2 separate regions of the Homo sapiens genome follow, and region 2 is linked to region 1. A link is a loop called in an ENCODE intact Hi-C map of the cell type or tissue named here. Cell type or tissue: body of pancreas. All regions are shown on one strand. Links, peaks and the distances in the headings refer to the core of each region. The heading gives the core; the rest is flanking DNA. Region 1 overlaps ZNRF1 (zinc and ring finger 1). Region 2 has its middle 6.8 kb from the start of WDR59.

Region 1 (2,807 bases), core at 48-2,547:
CTTCAGGCAACAGGGTGACCTTGAGCAGAGAGTGTAGCCTACCAGCAGCGGCCCATCCAACTGCCCAGCCCTTTGAAGTGCAATGCAATTGTTTTGGTGAGCTGGGCCACCCGCAATGAGGATAGTGGGGGCAGCCAACTAAAGCTCAGGCCTGGAGCGCTTCATACTTTCCTACTGAGGCCACTACAGCTCCCTCCCACAGTCCTCTTTCCTGTAGCCACCTGTTCCTGGTTTCCCCACTTGTGTTAGGGCCTTGCAGGCCTCCCCTAGTCGCTTTCGCTCCTCATACACCCAGCAGCGGCCAGTCTGGCAGTCAGTGCAGCCGGTCAGCAACAGCTGGACACCCTGGGTGAGCAGTCACCTGCCCCTCCTCGCCCTCCTGTAGGAGGAGTAACAGGACAGACACCTCCGCAGTCTGACTCCAGCCTGTCCAGCCTGACTCCAGCCCATCCAGCATCTAACAATGGCTCTGGGCAATGCCCCAAGCAAGGCTGGGCAAACTCCTCGGCCAGCACCCGGTTTCCCCAGGCAGGGAAAGGGTAGGGTGCTTTCATTCTGACCACAGGGTCTCTGAGAGGAGGAGACATGGGACAAAGAATTGCCTGCAGGCACAGGGCAGGCTATAGCAGGAGCCATTTCTGCTTTTCCAGGAAGCCAGGTCCTCTCACATTTTTATTTTATATTTTATTTTTTGAGACAGGGTCAAGCTCTGTTGCCTAGGCTGGAGTGCAGTGGCGTGATCAAGCTCACTGCTGCCTCAATCTCCTGGGCTCAAGTGATCCTCTCACCTCAGCCTCCTGAGAAGTTGGAACTACAGGCGCTTGCCACCATGTCAGACAAATTTTTTGTTTTTAGTAAATGGGGTCTCACTATGTTGCCCAGGCTGGTTTCAAATTCCTGAGCTCAAGCAATCTCGGTTCCCCAAAGTGTTGGGATTACAGACGTGAGCCACTGCATCCGGCCTCCCTTGCCTTTAAAAGACAGCTTGTGTGACATTTAGCATCTCAAGAGCCTTAAAGATGGGGGCAATGGCCTTTGGCAGAGGGGAGGAAGAGGGCATCATGACATAAGAAGCTGAGCATGGGCTTCTGCTCCCCCAGAACACAGCTGAGGGGAGCTCTCCTTGGTGCTGCTGGCAAATGAACCTGCCGCCCCCCAGATTCTCCCTGGGCTGAGGACCCCTAAGCTTCCAGTCAAAAGCGGGTCATCTCCACGACTCCACAGGATTACAATGCTCTTCCGTTCAGAGCATCACCAATCAGACCCCCACCTCCACGCTTGTTCTGCTAGCCCAGAGACTCGAGGGTCAAAATTTGAATGCGTATTCTTTAGGGCAAGGTCCCTCAGTCTCAGAGTCACAAACAGAGATGTTAGAAAGGGAGAGAAATTAAAAGGCCCATTCGGGTTGATCCATCTTACCCACAAAAACAAACCAACGAACCCCCTCCCTCTTATACAGTATCCTCACCTTCCAGGAAGGCGCTTAGGAGGACAGGGGGTTTAACATTCGGTGCTCTGGAGTCAACCGCCCTTCCCTGCCCCTCCAGCAGGGGCTCAGCACATTCCCAAACTTCCCCAGCCAGGTGCCTGTCCTCGGAGCACCAGGCACTAGCTGAACCAGTTAAACTAGTCTCGCCTTTCCTAAGTTGTGTTTTTTCTAAGCTAGCAGGCAGCTACTGGAGGCCTTCCAACCCACCACTCAGGCCAACCCTCATAATAAGAAAAATACTACTTTCTATCTGCCTCATTTAGGAGGTTTCTACTTTTTTCCTTTAGTGGTTAACTAAATTTCATCTTATATAACCATCATAAATTTTCTAAAAATTTCCGCAATTGGTGCCAACAACCACAGAAAGTGTGTGTGTAAATGGGAAGTCTTCAGGGGAGTGACCAGGAGTTCTAGTGAATCTTCATAAGAAAACTCTTCACTAAGAAAGCCCCGCCTCGCCCCCTTTCCAGAAAGATTCCAAGAACTCACACCTCTGACTCTTAAGTCTTTTTTTAAATTAGAAAAGGTAACATGCAGCAGGTGAGGTTGGGATGATGACAAATCATGGGGAATACATTGGAGCTCCTGAGCTTTGGCCCACGGTCTGTGCTCTCTCTGAGCTGGAGCAGGCCCTGGGCGTGCCTGGGGATGCCCACTCCACATACACCCCCGGAAGCAAATGCTCTCCTCTTACCTGGAAGGTTTAGGGTCTTCAGAAAAGACAAAGACTGAACATGAGGAGTCCATACCACATGAACAGGGTCCACAGAGGGCCGGACCATTGTTTCTGAACAAAGCACTTCACCACGTTGAGACAAAGTCCACTGGAAGGACTGGAGACAACTGGCCTCTCTTTGCCTCCAGTGGTAAAGGACTGGCTTTTGCAAAAGAGAGCCTTAGGTGTAAAGCCTCTAGTTTACACACACACACACACACACACACACACACACACACACACGTGCACACATACAGAAACACATGCACCCTTGAGGAGGTGGCCTGCCCCTCAATTCCATGACAAGGGAAAAACTAGAACCAGAACCAGAGGAGCAGTGGTCATGCCTCAGGCTGGCTGGCCAATCTCCCCTTCCTCTAAGGGGGGCCCGGCTCCCGGTGTGGTTTCTGTAGTCTTGGGTGAGGCTGCCGGTGGTGGGGTGTAGGGGGGTAAACCAACAGCGCCAGGCACTCAAGTGCTGATACAGAGGGGGACAGGGGGACACATGGTGGCGTCCCAGGCAGTTCTCTGGCAGAGGAGCTGGACAGCCTCACCTTCCCGGTTCTCCACAGGGCAGTGGGGGTAACTCTGCATTTGGGCCAT
Region 2 (2,807 bases), core at 216-2,715, 110 kb after region 1:
TACAGGCACCCGCCACCATGCCCAGCTAATTTTTTGTATTTTTAGTAGAGATGGGGTTTCACGTGTTAGCCAGGATGGTCTCGATCTCCTGACCTCGTGATCCGCCCGCCTCGGCCTCCCAAAGTGCTGGGATTACAGGCGTGAGCCACGACGCTGGGCCAGAGCTGGGCTCTTAAGTTTTACGGTGAACATGCTCATCAAAGAATTTTTTTTTTTTCTTGAGAACAGGGTCTTAACTCTGTCACCCAGCTCGAAGTGCAGTGGTGCAATCTGGGCTTACTGCAACCTCTGCCTCCCAGGCTAAAGGGATACTACCACCTCACCCTCCTGAGTAGCTGGGACCACACGTGCGTGCCACCGTGCCTGGCTAAGTTTTGTATTTTTTTAGAGACAGGGTTTCACCATGTTGCCCAGACTGGTCTTGAACTCCTGGGCTCAAGCAATCCTCCCGTCTCAGCCTCTCAAAGTGTTGGGATTACAGGTGTGAGCCACTGCACCCAGCAGAGGAATTCTTCCAATGACAATTTTGTTTTCTCTGTATACTTTCCAAAGGGGTGAAAAAGACTAGATCTACTTAACAGCTGTATTTCTTTTTGTGAATTAATTATTTGGCCTTAAGATTTACATTCTAGTGTGCTGATTATTATAAGTCACCTCTCTCATAGCTGGCACCACTGAACAGCTGAGATCTTGTACTGCAAAGGTGAAGCCCCTGCTCTGTGCAATGTGATTGCACTCAGCTTAGGTGCCCTGTGGGACCCCGAATGGTAGCCTATCTCAGAAAATGTCCTGTTATGGCTGGGCACAGCGGCTCATGCCTGACCAACATGGTGAAACCCTGTCTCTAGTAAAAATACAAAAATTAGCCAGGCATGGTGTCAGTTGCCTGTAATCCCAGCTACTCGGGAGGCTGAGGCGGGAGAATCGCTTGAACCCGGGAGGCAGAGGTTGCCGTGAGCGGAGATCGCGCTACTGCACCCCAGCCTGGGCAACAAAGGGCGACTCTGTCTCAAAAAAAAAAAAGAAAAGAAAATGTCCTGTTATCTTGTTTTGTACTAACAATAAACCACTGATCCACTTACCACAACAGTCAGGAGGAAGAGCTGATAAAATTTTTGCTGCCAAAGCCCTTTGGAAATGCGAGTGCATATCTATTCTATTATAGAAAGCCTGGGACTTTCACTATTCAGAAAATAGGGGAAAGGGCTTGTGAGGGCCTACTCCTGAGAAGCAGTGGGGAACTCCCGTCCACCTCCCTGTTTCTGTGAGCCAGAGGAAGGCGAGGGTTTCCCATGGCTTTGGAGGGCATCCCCAGCACCCCTATCACCCCACTGGGGGTGGACAAATGCCTTTTAGTGAGAAACTTCCTCCCAGGCCCTCTCGGAGCTCTTTAAATTTTATTGTTTTGCTTGAAAGGAGACAGCTTAGAGAAATCAGGATAATGAGTAACCAAATACACATGGCCGGGAGGCTGAGCACAGGACCATGTTCATAAATATTTGTTGATTGATGAAGAGAGGGAAATTATTACTGGGACTCAGGGCCAGGGTCCAAGGTTCCCAGATGTAAATGAACTGAGTAGTCAGCTAGCTCCAAATTCTGCAGAAGAGCAAACAGAAGACTAGAAAGATAAAGGATCATGTTCAAATTGCATGGCTAGTTGCTGATAAGAGCCCAGCCCAGGCCCTGGATTTCTGGGTTTGCTGTGTACCCTGCTTTCCTGCCGCTTGGCTAGCAAGTGTCCTGAAAAAACACAGTTTCATGATAAATCCTCTGTGGCAAAGTGGGATCTACTTGACAAAGGACCCTCAGTGGTCCCCAGCCTCTGATTCAGATGCAAAATCCTAAGTCCCCCAAGTTACAGAATGGACCACCCTCCCCCAGGCCAAGGGGACTCCAGAGAAACCTGAAAAACTGAATTTCTGGCCATCGTGGGAAAGAAGGTCATTATACCCCCCACCTTTTCGAGTTTAGGCACAACTGATCAGCGTTAAGGTTGAAATAGAGATCATAAGACTGACAGAACAGACGCTTTGTGGCAATAAGATACCGAATTCCAACCTGACTCTGGTATAGCATCATATAACAGACAGCAGACCCTGAAGGAAATAAAAGTATTTTACCCCAAAATATATTTCTTTGGCGTAGTTTGAAATGGCTCTTCAAAGCACTCTGTTGTGGGGGAAATTTTGCATCGTAGAGAACGCAGCTGAGACTTTCCTGCATTTAAGAGAGATTAAGAGGCCGAGCGTGGTGGCTCACACCTGCAATCCCAGTACTTTGGGAGGCCAGCGGGGCGGGAGGATCGCTTGAGCCCAAGAGTTAGAGATCAGCCTAGGCAACATAGTGAAACCCCATCCTAATTTTTTTTTTGAGACAAGGTCTTGCTCTGTCACCCAAGCTGGAATGCAGCAGCGCCATCTTGGCTCACTGCTCTGCCTCCCGGGTTCAAGCAATTCTCCTGCCTCAGCCTCTGGAGTAGCTGGGACTGCAGGCATGTGCCACCACGCCCGGCTAAATTTTTTTTGTATTTTTATTAGAGATGTGGCTTCACCATGTGGTCTGGAACTCCTGACCTCAAATGATCCACCTGCCTTGGCCTCCCAAAGTGCTGAGATTACAGGCGTGAGCCACCTTGCCTGGCCTTAATTTTTTTTTTTTAAAGAGATAAACTGATATTGACACCTTTTAAGGCCCTGAGAAATTTACTGCCTATTCTCTCTGAAGGCTGATGCCTGTGAAACTTTGTCTTCATAACAAGAACCTTGGTCTCTATAGCGTCCCTCATATTAACTGAAACATTTCTT

What was found. Peaks named below come from ENCODE experiments on the same cell type or tissue, not always from the same donor. Only the 100,000 strongest peaks of a DNase experiment are listed, where the experiment ranks them.
Region 2: it touches region 1 in a loop (3-fold over the local background); 13 of 110 quality-filtered maps call a loop at or near these places.

What each region holds. Positions count from the first base shown.
Region 1 is chr16:75,095,702-75,098,508 of GRCh38, reverse strand. The region is part of intron 2 of ZNRF1 (zinc and ring finger 1); the gene reads right to left. Among named protein-coding and RNA genes, the nearest start is that of LDHD, 20 kb to the left of the region's middle. RefSeq lists enhancers at 1, 1,728-2,457, 2,458-2,807. In body of pancreas, for the core only: a CTCF peak has its summit at 1,556; a DNase peak (open chromatin) is centred at 1,618; H3K27ac peaks cover 2,353 bases.
Region 2 is chr16:74,990,514-74,993,320 of GRCh38, reverse strand. No RefSeq gene overlaps it. Among named protein-coding and RNA genes, the nearest start is that of WDR59, 6.8 kb to the right of the region's middle. In body of pancreas, for the core only: no CTCF peak of the experiment used is centred there; a DNase peak (open chromatin) is centred at 1,540; H3K27ac peaks cover 2,311 bases.